2 separate regions of the Homo sapiens genome follow, and region 1 is linked to region 2. Evidence: chromatin loops called from intact Hi-C (ENCODE). Cell type or tissue: Caco-2. All regions are shown on one strand.

Region 1 (8,000 bases), 85 kb after region 2:
TAGGAAAAGAATAAATCAAACTATCTTTCCTCTGACGACGATATGATTCTATACCTGGAAAACCCTAAAGACTCTGCCAAAGAACTCCTGGAACAGTTAAACAACTTTAATAAAGTTTCAGGATACAAAATTAATGTACAAAAATCAGTAGCATTTCTACACACCAATAACGTTTAAGCTGAGCCAAATCAAGAAAGCAATCTTATTTACAGTAGCCCCCCCCACCCCACACAAACAACTCCAGGAATACATTTAATTAAGGAAATGAGATCTCTACAAGGAAAACTGCAGAAAACTGTTGAAAGAAATCATAGACGACACAAACAAATGGACAAACATTCCATGCTCACGAATTAGAATCAATATTATTAAAATGGCCATACTGCCCAAAGCAATCTATAGATTCAAACATAATTTTTTTTACAGAACTAGAAAAAACTATTCCAAAGTTCATATGGAACCAAAAAGGAACCCTAATATTGGAAGCAATCCTAAGCAAAAACAAAGCAGAGGTATCACATTACCTGACTTCAAATTATACTATAAGGCTACAATACCCCAAACAGCATGATACTGGTATCAAAACAGACACATACACTAATGGAACAGAATGGAAAACTCAAAGATGAAGCCGTACACCTACAACCATCTCATCTTTGACAAAATTGACAAAAATAAGCAATGGGAAAGGACTCCCTAATCAATAGATGGTGCTGGGATATCTGGCTAGCCACATGCAGAAGAATGAAACTGGACCCCTACCTGTCACCATATTCAAAATTAGCATGGATTAAATATTTAAATGTAAGCTCAATATATAGGAATTGTAGAAGAAAACCTAGGAAACACCATTCTGGACGTTGGCCTTGGGAAATAATTTATGACCAAGTTCTCAAGCAATTGCAACAAAAACAAAAATTGACAAGTGGGATCTAATTAGATGAAAGAGCTACTGTACAGCAAAAGAAGCTATTAGGAGAACCTACAGAATAGGAAAAAATATTCGCAAACTATGCATCTGACAGAGGTCTAATATCCAGAATCTATAAGAAATGTAAACAACTCAAACAAATCAAACAATCCCATTAAAGACAGGCAAAAGACTGAACTTCTTAAAGGAAGACATACAAGCAGCCAATGCCCATGTGAAAAAATATTCTACATTACTAATCAGAGAAACGCAAATCAAAGCCACAATGAGATATCATGTCACACCAGTCAGAATGGCTATTAAAAAGTCAAAAAATAACAGATGCTGGCGAGGCTGAGAAGAAAAGGAAATGCTTATACATTGTCTATGGGAATGTAAATTAGTTTAGCCACTGTGGAAAGCAATATGGAGAAGTTCTCGAACTTAAAACAGAAATACCATTTGACCCAGCAATCCCATTACTGGGATCTAAAGGAAAATCATTCAACCAAATCTCAATCTCAATCTCTCTCCTTTATTTACAACAGCAAAGACATGGAATCTACTTAGATGTCCATCAGTGGTGGATTGGATAAAGAAAAAATGTGGTATATGTACACCATGGAATACTACACAGTCACAAAAAAGAAATCATGTCCTTTGCAAAAATATGGATACAGTTGGAGGTCATTATCCTAAGTGAATTAATGCAGGAACGGAAAACCATGTAACACATGCTCTCACTTATAAGTTGAGAGGTAAACATTGGGTACTCATGGACATAAAGATGAATAATAGACACTGGGGACTACTAGATTGGGAAATGAAGGGGAGAAGGATTGAAAAGCTATTTGATACTATCTAGTCTCAGTACCTGGATAATGGGATCAATCATATCCCAAACCTCAGCATCACACAATATACCCAAATAACAAGTCTGCACATATACCCAAATCTAAAATAAAAGCTAAAATCATAAAAAAATTCAAAGGCCTCTTAAAATGGTTGTAAGATTACCTAATACTAATTTTAATGAAAATGTCAGCAATTGTAGTCAGAATTTTTTTTTTTTTTTTTTTTTTTGCGACAGAGTCTTGCTCTCTCACCCAGGTTGGAGTGCAACAGCACCATCTCCGCTCACTGCAACCTCTGCCTCCCGGGTTCAAGCTATTCTCCTGCCTCAGCCTCCCCAGTAGCTGGGATTAAAGGCTCCTGCCGCCATGCCCGGCTAATTTTTGTATTTTTAGTAGAGACGGAGTTTCACTGTGTTCTCCAGGCTGTCTCAAACTCCTGAGCTCAGGCAATCCACCCGCCTCGGCCTCCCAAAGTGCTAGGATTACAGGCGTGGGCCACCACGCCCAGCTGTAGTCAGAATGCCTTTAAAGCACATGCAATTTCTGTCATGTTATGAAGCTTCTCAAAGTCATCTCATTACTTAAGTCACAGTGGAGGGATTGGAGCCAGCTGAAGCCAGAGTTGTGAAGTTCTGCTTAGAACTTCTATATTTGGTTCTCCATTTACTTTCTTGATGGCAGTACACCCACACTCTTTATAGGCATATAATGCTCATATATAGCCCTCTATATAAAAATCTGTTTGCAGATAAGAGACAGCCATACTTTTATTTAAACAAACTGGTGATTCATTGTATGCCTTTGACAGATATTATAAAACAAGTTTTCTTTGCTGCTATTGGTGATCATAGAAGGCAGATATCTAAACATATAAGACCTTACACTTTGCATCAATCTGATAGCTGCTTTCATAATATTGTAATGAATTGATGAACCAAAGAAAGACCTTGTGCATTATCTAGTTCAGTTCCTTTATGGGGGTGAAAGTGGTGGGCAGTTGGTGAGTGGGGGTGTAGAGGACCCTAAGACCCCAGAACAATGCACTTTTCCCAGCCTCAGAGGTGTAGTGGCAGTGAAGGATTGGAATCCAGGCTACCTAAAAATACTAGTCCAGAATTCAGCCTTGTGATAAGTAGCGTAACATGTATTTAAATGTACAGGCTCTGGAGGTAGACCTTCTAGATTTAATTTTGGTTCCATCCAGCCCTTGCCATTTATTTAACCTGTGCCTCAGTACGAGCGTCTATCTCACAGTCTTGGTGAGAATACATGAGCTAAATGAAGCTTAAGATAGCCTGGCATAGTGAGAACTCTATAGATGTTAATGACACCATGTTGCCTTAAGAAGGCTGGTCTGCTTTGCTATTTGACCTATATTTAGAATCATTTAAGCTGTTGGTAGTTCCATCTCATGCTATAGTGTTATGTATTCTACTTTTTCAGGCCATTAGAGAGGTTATTCTCATTGGCTTATGACTCGACCCATGAATAAAATGCCATTAGGGCTGCCATAAAAAGTATTGGGCTATATATCTTTGGTAGTTGTGTGTAGTAAACTGAGGTTCCTATAATCCAGTGCTTTAAGCATGGAGTAGGGAATTCTTTGCAAGGATTCCTGCTGCCTGTTTCTGGGGAAACAACCATTTTGTCTACTTGATATTTCCCAAATGGACTCTATTAGCATGTTGAGGTAACACTTTATTCTTTTTTTACACTTAATTGCTACTGCTGTTGAAGCAGCAACATGCTCCCTAACCTCCTTCTAGCATGAAGACAGCTTTATGCTGGGGCCAGAACTACGTATTTGTTTTTTCTGTTCTGGTTGGTAACATTCCATCTCTAGTGCTGGGTTAACCCATGAACATTTGATTTTAGGAATTATTCGTGTTTCCAGAAATGTAAGACTGACTTTTTTCAATAGCTCTGAGTTATAGTTGAACATGGAGGCTAAATTATTTTGATCTTGACATCATTAAAAGGTGTTCCTCACTACCTCAGTGAATTACATTAGTCTGTGACAGTGAATTTTTTTAGAGAAATACCATCCCCTTGTGGTATAATGTGGTACACCATTGGATGAGGATAATTTAAGAAATAAAACGTTTGTAAATTCTCAATTCTCTGTAAGTATAGCAAATCCCTCTTAATAAGAACATTAAATAATGTATACTGTGTGCAGTACTTTTTTCACATTTCTGTTATTAACAAGTAATAACAGAAAAAAGACGAGTGTCCATTCCCCAGCATCCTCCTAAAAGCTAAATCTTTATAATATTTAATATTTATAATTTAATACTTAATATTTAACTTTTGCCAACTGGTGAAAATTTTTATGTCAGTTTTATGTTTTCCTGATTAGTTGTGAAGTTGAGAATCTTAACATCTATTTACCATTTATTTTCTCCTCTGAAAATTGCTTGTTCACTGCTTTTGTTTTATCTATTGAGTTTGTTCTTGTCTTTTTCTTGTTGGTCTATAAGAGTAGTTCTTATATTTAGGGTTTTAACTTTGGTATTTTATGTATTGTAAATCGTTCTTTTCTTTGTTTACTTGTTTTAATGTTTGTGAGATCCTTTTTTGGACAAAAGTTAAATATTTTTTATATTCAAATATGTTAATCTTTCTCCTTACAAAAGCTGTGTTTTCATATTCCCTAGGAAGCTCTTCCCCATTCCATGTTTATAAAATTTTCATCCAATGTGTTTTATGGTTTATGGTTTCTTTTGCTTTTCTTCCCAAATGAATGGCTAATGGTCTAAATAATGTTTATTCAGTAGCTTACCTTTTCCACACTGATTTGAAAATGTTACTAGTATCTCAAGATCTAAATTACCCTATAATAGTTTTTAGATATGCTTTTTATATCTTGTGGGCAAGTTTGTATTCTTTGTTCCTTTTAAAGTATTTTGGCCACCCAAGTACTTCTTCTTTCTATATAAATTTTAGATTCAGATTATTTGGTTTTAAAACATCCTGTTAAAATCTTATTCATACTGTCTCAATTGTTAATTTGGCAAGAGTACATATTTAAACCATTGAGTCTTCTTATCTAGAAATTTGGTATATATCTTTCCATTTATGTTCTTGGTACAATTGAATATCTACTGTAAAAACATTGGTTGTCTACCCCATGCTAAAAAATAAATTTCAGATGTAATAGAGAGGTAAATATAAGAGTCGTATGACCTGTCTTCACACCTTTTATTAGAATCTTTCTTAGATAACTTATTTTTATTCTATTATCTATTATCTATTCTAAAATAGTGGCACCTATTTTGTTATTTTATAATTGACCATTGCTAATATGTTAGAGATCTATTGATCTTTAACATTTTAATCTTTATTGGTTCCCTACAGAACTTTCTTCTTAGTTTTTATTATTTCTTGGCTGATTGTCTAAAATTAATTCTTCCATAAATAATGGTATTTACCTCTTTGCAATGTTTTTTTTTCTCTTGCCTCATTACACTGGGGACTTCTAATATAGTTTGTAAAGCAGTGTTGCTAGAAATGTTCCTGATAGTTATTAAATTTCAAGAGGTGGGTGGATCACCTGAGGTCAGGAGTTTGAGACCAGCCTGGCCAACGTGGTGAAACCCTGTCTCTACTAAAAATACAAAAAATTAGCCGGGCGAGGTGGCGGGTGTCTGTAATCCTAGCTACCCGGGAGGCTGAGGCAGGAGAATCACTCGAATCTGGGGGTCGGAGGTTGCAGTGAGCCAAAATCACATCACTGTACTCCAGCCTGGGTGACAGAGCAAGACTCCATCTCAAAACTAAAAAATACTCCATCTTGTTTAGGGCTTTTAATTTATATTTTACCAAATTTTATACTATTTTTTTGAGTCAGTGTCTTGCTTTTTTGCCCAGGCTGCTAGAGTACAGTGGCACAATCACAGCTCACTGAGGCCTTGATCTCTTGGGCTCAAGTGATCTTCCTGCCTCAGCCTCCTAAGTAGCTGGAACAACACACACACACCATCATGGGTTCTTAAATTTTTTTTTTTTTTTTTAAGAAATGGGGTCTTGCTTTGTTGCCCAGGCTGGTTTCAAACTCTTGGCCTCAAGCAAACCTCCTGCTTCAGCCTGCCTAAGTGCTGGCATTACGGATGTGAGTGTATTTTACTAAGAAAATTTTTAACAAATTTTATTAAGCTTTTTCTTGACATATATGATTCCATTTTTTTGATGCTTTAGTATGATATAATTAATTACATTAATAGTTTGGCTACCTTGAACCACCCTAGCGTTTCTCGGATAAAACCCAAATGGTCAAGATAGATTTTTAAAAATCTGCACTTTGGATTTGATTTACCAATAATTTGATTATCAATTTTGTACCTATGTCCTTAAGTTAGCCGCCTTGTTTTGAGCTATCTTTGGGCTTCACCATAAGGATTGTGAAATACCTTAAAGAATGCTTTAAAAAGGTTTCTATTTTATACTCAGAAAAAGTAAGTTTATCTACATAGAAATTGTTTCTTGAAAATTCTTAAAACTATCGGAGCTTTTTTCCTTCATTTGAACATTTTGCAGTTTTTCTGATTATTGACATATTCAGAATTTTTTCATTGGATTGGCATAATTTTGACAACACATGTTCGTACAGAATTTTTTTCAAGTTAAAATGATCAAATTTAACTGGTGGTACATCATATTTTACTACTATTACAAATATATTATGTCTGCAGTTTTATTTTCTTTTGTATTCTTAATATTATGTAGTAATGTTTTTATTCTTTTTATTTTGATCCCACAGGTAAGGATTATTTTATCCAGCTTTTTAAAATGTGGCTTTTGGCTATATTGATGTCATTATGTCTATTTCTACTTTTATTAATTTCTTTACTTTTTTAGAACTTGTTTTGTTATTAATTAGCTTTTTAAGAATTTTATTTTTCATTTTGATTTGTAACAAGTACAACTGAAGCTATCGTCCACAGATTATTGCTTTGACTTACATCCCACAAGTTTTGATATGCAATGCTCTCATTTTGCATTTTTCTTTCCTTCCTCTCTCTCCCTCTCCCCTCCTTTTTCCCTTTCTTCCTTTCATCCATCTTTCTATCCTCTTTCCCTTCATTCCTTTCCCTTTCCTTCCTCCCCTCTTCCCTTCTTTTCTTCCTTATATTTTTAGAGTGAAGGAGGCTTATTAGGGAGTGTCCTTGGGATCAACACGTGCAGAAGGGAAGGAAGGGAAGCAGAAAAGGGTAGAGGGAGAAGTTAAGCTGCAACACAGGGCCCTAGCTGTACCCCCGGGGAGCAAAAATGGTCTGCTAGAGTTGTCCCAAGTTTGGACAAAATGACTGGGCTATTATATTCCTGCCTTGATCAATCATCAGGTGTGGGCTGTTCTTTGACCTTGAGCAAAGTTCTTTGCTTAACCTGAGGCGCTCTGTGAAGGGGCTGGTAGATTAAAGCTGTTCGCTGACAGCTATCCAGTAACCAGTGCTTCCTTGAAAGAGACTGAGAGTGCATCACCATGTCTACCACAGTTTAAAACATGCTTAGCATTTGTTTTGCTTACCATTTCTTCCGATGAGACTCCTTCTTGAAGTGCGTCAATTAGAATTTCCTTCAGTAAAGGTACATTTAATCAAATATGTTTTATATCACCCTCATTCTTAAAAGGTAGTTTGGCTGGGTACAAAAGTCTGGCTAGGTTTTTTGTGTTTTCTCTTCTCACTTTGAAGATACGATTTCATTATCTTCTTACTTACACTGCTACTATTTAGAAATTCTGGTCTCTGTCATTTCTTTTTAGCTAACCTATTTTTTTCTGGTTGCTTTTTCGTCTTTGGTATTTTACTGTTTCACTCTAATGTGTAAAAAAAAAAAAAATTAACATTTCCTCTTACCTGATCACATTTGTCCCTCCTGCATCTGTATTTTCCTCATTAAAACAATTTCCAGGCATATGTACACCTTTTCATTTTATTACCTATGTCTTTCTATTTCTTTGCTGTCTCTATGGCTCTTTCTCTCTGTGTGTTTATCTCTTAGTAACTTTAAATTTATGTATTTGTTTTTAAACTTTAGATTCAGGAGTACATGTGAAGGTTTGTTACATATGTAGACTTGTTACTGGGGTTTGTTGTACAGATTATTTCATCACCCAGGCATTAAGCCCATTACATACCCAATAGTTATCTTTCAGCTCTTCTCCCTCCTCCCACCCTCAACCCTCCAGCAGACCCCTGTGTCTGTTGCTTCCTTCTTTGAGTTAATAATTCTCA
Region 2 (8,000 bases):
ATTAGAAATCTAAGAGCTAAATTATTACATAAACCTTACTATAAAAATTTACATTGCATTCAGAGCATATTAAACTATTTACCTGTCTTCTGGAGAGGAGTTCCTCTGATATGAATTAAGGTTTTCCCTTCTGTCATGACCAGAAGAAGGCTTTAAAAGAGGAAAAGGGGAAAACATTTCAAAAATTATTTATGTTAATAACACAGACTGAAATACATGGCTTAGAAAGTTGGAAGTACTTTAGAAATTGTATCAAAACATTTTTTAAATCATTAAGAATAATTCATGTAACCTAAACAGTCTATAAGATAAAACAAAATCTTCAGACCATCCCAGATAGGCCTGTCTGTGGCAGGCACCTGTTTTCATTATGGACCAAAAACTTCTTTTTTTTTCTGTTTATTTTTATTTTTTATTTCTTTTTATTTTATTTTTTATTTCAATAGTTTTATGTGGAACAGGTGGTGTTTGGTTACATGGATAAGTTCTTTAGTGGTGATTTCTGAGACTGTGCTGCACCCATCACATGAATAATGAACACTGTACCCCAATGTGTAGTCTTTTATCCCTAACCACCCCCCTACTCTCCCTGACCCTTTCCGCTGAGTCCCTAAAACCCATTGTATCATTCTTACGGCTTTGCAGAACCAAATACTTCTTTCTAGCCAAAAAAATTCAAGGTAGAAAAAGATAATTCTCAAATTTTTGATGACATCTAGTTTATATTTTACTTCTATGTAATAAGTTATAATAATAATTATTATTATTATTATTATTTTTTGAGACAGGGTCTTGCTCTGTTGCCCAGGCTGGAGTGCAGTGGCATGATCACGGCTCACTGCAGACTCAACCACCCAGGCTCAAGTGATCTTCTCGCCTCAGCCACAATATTGTACTTACCTCCTATCTCCTTTGGCTTATGAAAACCACAACTTTAGTACAGGGTAAAATAGCTGGAAGAAACTGACTCTAACATGTTTATAAAAGTTAATTTTTGTTTTCAACAAACATCAATTGAGTGTCTGATATGTATTATACTGTGGTAGGCTCTAGGGACTCGAACAACATTACTTTTAGGGTATAAGCACTATTCCAAATTTTTTGAAAAACAATCAATATACAAATAAGTAACTTCATGTAACATGAGACTGACATGAGACAGAGATGTGAACCATCCAGTTTGAGACTACATCCTAATTAAAAAATCCAAATACATTAAGGAACCAAAATGTTTACCTCTGTATATAGGTAAAATTTTTTATATAACTGGTCAACATTCAAATATCGACAAGCCTTTTTTTAAGAATTAAAATAATTTTAATTAACCATACTGTAAAGAAAAATAGCATTTAACATACCTTAATCTTGAAATCTAAGATAAACTAAATCAAACAATGAATAACAGTTCTGCAAACTTACATGCTTGCCTCCTTAATGAAGAAAGGATATATTTTAAAAAAGAAAATTATTCTGAGTAGAAATATAAGATCCAACTTCCTCTGATTTTATGACTATCTAATTAACAGCAGTTTGAGTCTAACATAATCACAAGTACAATGCAAAATAGTCTCATTACTGAATTTTTTGAATAGTATCCACTAACTAATTTATATAGGTGAATAAGCATGTAATCAAAATTGATAACTTAAAGTAACCATAGTTTAGCTGTTACTTTGCATTAAATTCAACCATTTTAAAATTCTGTATCTAATATAAGAAAGTTTTAAAAATTATTTCACTCATCAACACAGTGAAATAGAAATGTTCAATATATATGACATAGGTTTCTATAAAACTTCACATAAAGATCTTAGGTCAAATACAAAGCACAAGATTCATTCAATTCAATGGTAACATAAAATACAATATTTATACTGATCACTTATTATAAGACATAGTCCTTCCTGTGTAGACATTCTGAAAGATACAATAGATAAGAAAGGCCAAGGAGCTTATGATCTTGTAGAAGACAGACAGGCTTATAAAGATTTCTATGATTAAACACATTAGATTATATGTTCCCCAGAATGAGAGTGAGTGAGTGAGACAGACAGAGAGAGAGAGAGAGAGAGAGAGAGAGAGAGAAAGAAGAAGGAGGGGGCAGGGAGAGGAGAGAGGAGAAGACAGAGGACAATAAAACTGCATTATCTCCTTTTTCTTTTACAAGGCAAAGAAAGTTATTTTGATTACATTAAGGAGAAGGCCCCAATTCTGTACTAATGATTTTTAACACATCTCCGCAACATCTGTTGTGAGCAAGAGGAAGAGACCAAAAATATTGAAGTTGTGAAGAAGGATTTCATAAATATGATCAAGTAACAAATGACTGGCACACATAGTAAGTGCTAACAGGAGATCTTGAGTAGGAAACAATCACTGTGGCATACAGTGCTAACGGATGAAAGTGGGAAAACGGGGACTTGAATTTGGCTTTGGTAGATGAATAGGATTTCACCAAGTTAAGAATCACTTTCAGGTATGAATCAAATATTAAGAACCTGAATTTCCCTATTTCTTTTATCACAGAGTTTAGATTGTAAGTCAGTGCAGTAGTTGAAAATACTATACAGTCAGAATTACCTTTTAAAATTTTTCGAAATTGTTCATGAAGCAAAACAAATATGGTGACATCATGTAGTAACTCATAGTCTCCAACAATGTAGGGAGAGCAGTACGAGGAGACAAGGGGAACAAGAAGCCTGAGTCCAGTGGCTTTCATGATCCACTAGACTTTAAAAGAAAGAGGGAGGAGGTGCTGGAAGAGGTAGGAGCTTGCTAAGGAAGCTACAGTGAGGTTCAAGGGAAAAACAGGGGATTCTCAGTTGAAGCCTTATGAACCTAATAGGTGAGTCCTCAGAACATCAAGGGAAGAGCTGAGTTTCACCTAAAGAAAGAATCAGCATCAACCCAGCTAGTGGACCCATTGTGGCTAACAGAAAAGAGATAAATGGAAGCAGACCAAAGAGAGCTGGCTGGTAGAGCCAAGCCACTAAGTGTGAAGGGCATGCTAAATGAAGCCACCCACGGGCAGGCTGGGGGAGAAAATGCTACAGGAGACCCATCTGGGCCACAAGAGGGAAGCGTGGAGAAGCAGAGACTAAGAGGAACCAAAAGAGGAGTCTGAGAAAGGCTAAACATTTCTCCCTTTGAGTAAAAGGCATTAGTCTAAAGATCTGAGCGCTCTTGTCTAACATGGCTCTGTCAAGAGCCAGTTCTGTACAAGGTTTCCTTTACGTCTCCAGCTCCTAACCCAGAATCTGCCACCTACTAGGTCCTCAATAAATTAACTGTTTAAGTAACAATGGACCAATGAGTACAAGTCCCAAAAAGGCCGATTTGAGAACAATATACAAGGGTTACTGACAGATGGAACTACCTTAGGAAACTGTGAGCCCCCTGCCAAAAGAGATATGCAAGCAAAGGCTGGATGTCTACTTAAAAGGGAGGTGGGTGAGTGTCTTCTCACACTTGACAGAGGTTGGAAAAGATTGCAGCAGAGGCTGCCTTACTCTACAAGTCTATCAGTTCAGCTTAATAAGCACCTACTACAGGGCCTGCTGTCAAGGAGCTTGCAATCTACTGCTTCTCTTTAAAGAAGGAACTTTAGGTGTGTACAGCTGTAAGAGGATAGGAAGGGAGGAGTGCCTACATTTATAATCAAATAAAAATACAGTTCCCCCTTTACTGACTCCAAGGCCCAAAAAGTGATGTCCTGGTTTTAAATCCATGCAGTTGAAGAGAAAAAGAAGTTGAGTAGTTTGCTCTCCTGCCAAGTCCACTCACAGGCAGAACAGTTTCGAAAGCAGATGGAATTACTGGTCCCTATTCCTGCCCTGATCTCACCTCCTACAATTCTCCCCTTCTGATACCTGCTCCACTCTAGATTCTTTGCCTTTGCTGTTCCTTTTGCCAGGCACACTCTTTCCCCAGATATCGGCATAGTTAACTCTTACATTTTCAAGTCTCTGCTCAAATGGCTATCTTTTCAATGGGCCCTACTCATCCCTCTATTAAAAACTGCAACCCCTCAATGTTGAATCCCCCTACCCTTTTCTACTTCTTTTCTCCATAGGACAATTCTATTACTTAACATTCTAACATACTACATAACTTATCAAGTTTATAATTTATTTTATCTCCTCCCCACAACAACTATAATGTAAACTCCATGAAAATAAGGATTTGTTTTATTCACTATTTTGTTCAAAGTTCTTAGAACAATCACTATAACATCTAACAATCAATATAACACATATAAAACTATTTTGTTCAAAGTTCTTACAACCATCACTAGAACTCAATATGCATTTGTTAAATAAATGAACGCACACTGTCTAAAGTACAGCACAGAATAAAGAGACCATCCATCTATTCATAAGAAATATCCAAGAGGCTCACGTTGTAAACAGATATGCAGAAATTTCCCTGCACTGTTTGTTACTTGTTTTTCTTTTACATGTGATCATTCACATGATATATGCAGGCCCCTGACGCATGCATCCATGTGTATACACACACACACACGCGCACACACACGTACACACACTTCTGTATGTTCTCAACTGCCCTCTTGCACACTAATACTTCCATATAGCTAAGTATCTACATTTAAAATTGTTTAAGTTAGATGGATGTATTAGGTTGGTGCAAACAGTAATTGTGGTTTTTAAAATTGCAAAAACTGCAATTACTTTTGCACCAACCTAAGTGCCATTCTACTGTCTGGCTCTGATGTCCTAATTACATAAATGCATTTATATTTAAAGAATAGGTAATTGACTATAAGTTTACATCCTCCATTTTAAGTTTCAAACACTTACTTTTATCTGTGCCACACTACTTTTCATTTTCTGTTGCCAGTTGGTCCAATAAATCAAAGATGCTTCAAACTGGTCCAAATAACAAGTACCCAATGCTCTGAATTCCTTGACAGTTTACTTTTTCTGTCTGCAAACATCACCTATAAAATATACCAAAGAAAGCTTTATTAACACTAACAAAGTGTGAAAAATGATGATATATTTTTTCTATACAATGGACATTTGACCGCTTTATTTTTCTTAATCCATAAACAAATATAATAAAAATTGTAAAAATCCTTAAGTAGTTACACATAATAATGTATACCTAACACATACAAGTAGAAAAAAAATCCATGAACAAGAGAGCAAATAGAAGGTTTTATTCTAAGGACCAAGCGGAACAAAAGTTAATTTAAAAAGGGATGTCCTATAACTTTATTAAAAATGTTCTCATAGTGAGGGAGATACATACCTACATCATAAAATAGTAGTGTGATATTATTAAAAAAAACCTGAGGAAACGATAGAAGAGAAACTCTATATAAACTGAGTATAAAAATCCAATGTTTCTACACAGACTAAGAATGAAATACCCAATATCCTTGCAATAATGATCATTAAGAAATAAATTTAATCCACATAGAAATTTAAGGTGCTAAACTACAATAATTATGTCTCAATGTGATCTATTAATGGCACAAAGCTTCAGATATATGCACATATGAGAACTAAGTATTTAGCTCAGAATAAACCTAGTCATCAGCATTAAATCTAAAATCTTCAGATGTGTTTTAATACTCTAAGTAAGTTTTAGCAATTTCTGCAAGATGCTAAATTGATACTTATGTTCACAAAGAACTTGCATTCAAATATTTTATTGGAAGTACATATCTAAATGGTTTATAGTATAAGGCACTGAAATCCCAAAAATAAAATAGAAAATAAAAGGATTAAAAGATACAGAGAATGCAGAGAAAGCAACGTGCTTAGTAGCAAAATAACTGAATACAACTGGAAAAAAAAATTAATTTGAGTGTCAGAAAGGGTATAACAGATTATCTGGTCCAATTCCTTCTTTTAAAAGAGAACACTGAAAGCCAGATATCCTATTTCAATTATAATTATAATAATTAAATTATAATGCCAGCTAGACTTACAACTAGAAACCTACCATAAGGACACCCTGTTAAGTATTCCTTTCACTGGCACACACATACAAATAGTCTTGACATTATAAAGTGATACAGAGCGGCTGTCATTTAATGCAGATGGGGATGTATACGAATTACTAAGTCAAGAAATGTTTCTATTACAATGATTGGCATGGTGTCAAGGTTAGTAAAGGCAAACTTATCAATCTATAAAATATAACTACAATCTAAAGCACATCACTGCTTATGTACGAGGCTTACAGTTAAAGAGACAAATGTGTGTAACTTTACATAATACGCTTATTAACAGGCTCTTTCTTCAATTAGTTATTATTGCAGTTGTTTAGAAAGCTCAGCCTTGTTTTCAGCTGGCAAGTTGTCCCCCAATCTTTTCTTTATGTATCTTTTTAAAGTTTATCAGCACTTTGGGAGGCCGAGGTGGGTGGATCACAAGGTCAGGAGATTGACACCATCCTGGCAAACACAGTGAAACCCCGTCTCTACTGAAAAATTACAAAAAATTAGCCAGGCGTGGTGGCGGGCGCCTGTAGTCCCAGCTACTCCGGAGGCTGAGGTGGGAGAATGGCGTGAACCTGGGAGGCGGAGCTTGCAGTGAGCTGAGATCGTGCCACTGCACTCCAGCCTGGGCAACAGAGTGAGACTTCGTCTCAAACAAACAAACAAACAAAAAAAGATTACTCTGGGTCCTAAATCCTGATGCCCACAGACTAGTCTATCTAGGACCTTATTATGCCCACAACTATGACATCATTGTTTGAACTTAGTTTCAGAGTAACTTTTCCTACTCGATGCTATACCTTAGATAAATAATTGAGAAAATCCAGAATAAGTTACGTAAAACACTTCATAAAATCAGACTCTGTGATGGTAGCAGAGAGGAGAGGCATGCCCCTCTACCTTAAACAGTCTATTCTGATATCATGCAAGAGTTACCATCTTAATAAGCCTATGTTATCAAAAGTCAAATAAAAAACATGTTTCAAAGGCGAAAGAGAGGTTCGAGACTAGAGAGAATTACACTGTTTTCCTCTAAGAACTTAAATAATAAGGGTGTTTTGATTCCCAGGGCCACTGGGTAGTTTATGTAGCACTTCTGAACAAATTTTTTAAAACGGTAACTGAACTTCCACTTCTGAAATGGCTAGGAAGTTCCTACTGAACCTAATCCTTTCACAGGTAACAACCATAAACTCTTGACAAAATATACAACAACCACCTGAAGGCACTGGAGAATGAACAAAAGCAGGCTGAGTCTAGAGGAGAGTAGATGCCTTGAGAAAGGAGCAACATGAGTGAGTTATCCCATTTAATATAGCTTTAGTCTGAGGGCAAGCTGCAGTCTGTACCACGCAAGGGTGGCTAAAACTGATGAAAAGCTGCAGCCATTCTCATTTGAAGAACAAGAGGACAGAGTCTGAGGCAACCACAACTGCTGGAAACTGAGGGGGAATCCAGGAGGGGAGAGAGTCAGTGGAGGGGAACCCCATATGCTGGGTATAAATTGTTCCCACATCTCTGACTACCTCTGAACCAACACATGTACAAGACAGATTCCTGCCAAGAACTGAACTAAGATTTGAACTGCTGCTCAAGAGACTAGAGTTTGCAATTTAAGTCCAACCAAGTTAACTGCCTAAAAAGTCACCACTCCTTAGAGGAATGTAAGGAAACCAAAATCTCTATAACATAAAAATAATATCCAGGAGACAATTAAAAATAACATTTAAAAAATGTGGCCCAATCTTAAGGAAAAAGACAATCAAAACAGATCAATGCTGAGATGATCCAGATCCTGGAATTAGTATATAAGGTTTTTAAAGCATGGTTTTTAAAACATATGGAACGATGCAAAGAAAAATATGCCTGGGAAATTTCAGCCAAGAGAAACGATAAAATAGAACCAAACAGAAATTCTAAAACTGAAAAATATATGAAATAAAAAATTCACTGAATACGCTTAACAGTAGAATGGTTAATAGTTAAAGCCAAAGATAAAGAGAAAAATCCTGAAAGCAGAAAAGAAAAA

What was found. Peaks named below come from ENCODE experiments on the same cell type or tissue, not always from the same donor. Only the 100,000 strongest peaks of a DNase experiment are listed, where the experiment ranks them.
Region 1: a loop joins it to region 2, with 14 times the contacts of the local background. A loop is called at or near these places in 9 of 110 quality-filtered maps.

What each region holds. Positions count from the first base shown.
Region 1 is chr2:180,073,695-180,081,694 of GRCh38, forward strand. No RefSeq gene overlaps it. Among named protein-coding and RNA genes, the nearest start is that of EPCART, 47 kb to the right of the region's middle. In Caco-2, a CTCF peak has its summit at 3,825; no DNase peak of the experiment used is centred here.
Region 2 is chr2:179,988,495-179,996,494 of GRCh38, forward strand. It overlaps CWC22 (CWC22 spliceosome associated protein), which reads right to left. Exons shown (of 20, transcript NM_020943.3): 2 at 4,821-4,960; 3 at 83-150. The coding sequence starts at 4,847. Among named protein-coding and RNA genes, the nearest start is that of CWC22, 15 kb to the right of the region's middle. In Caco-2, no CTCF peak of the experiment used is centred here; a DNase peak (open chromatin) is centred at 3,057.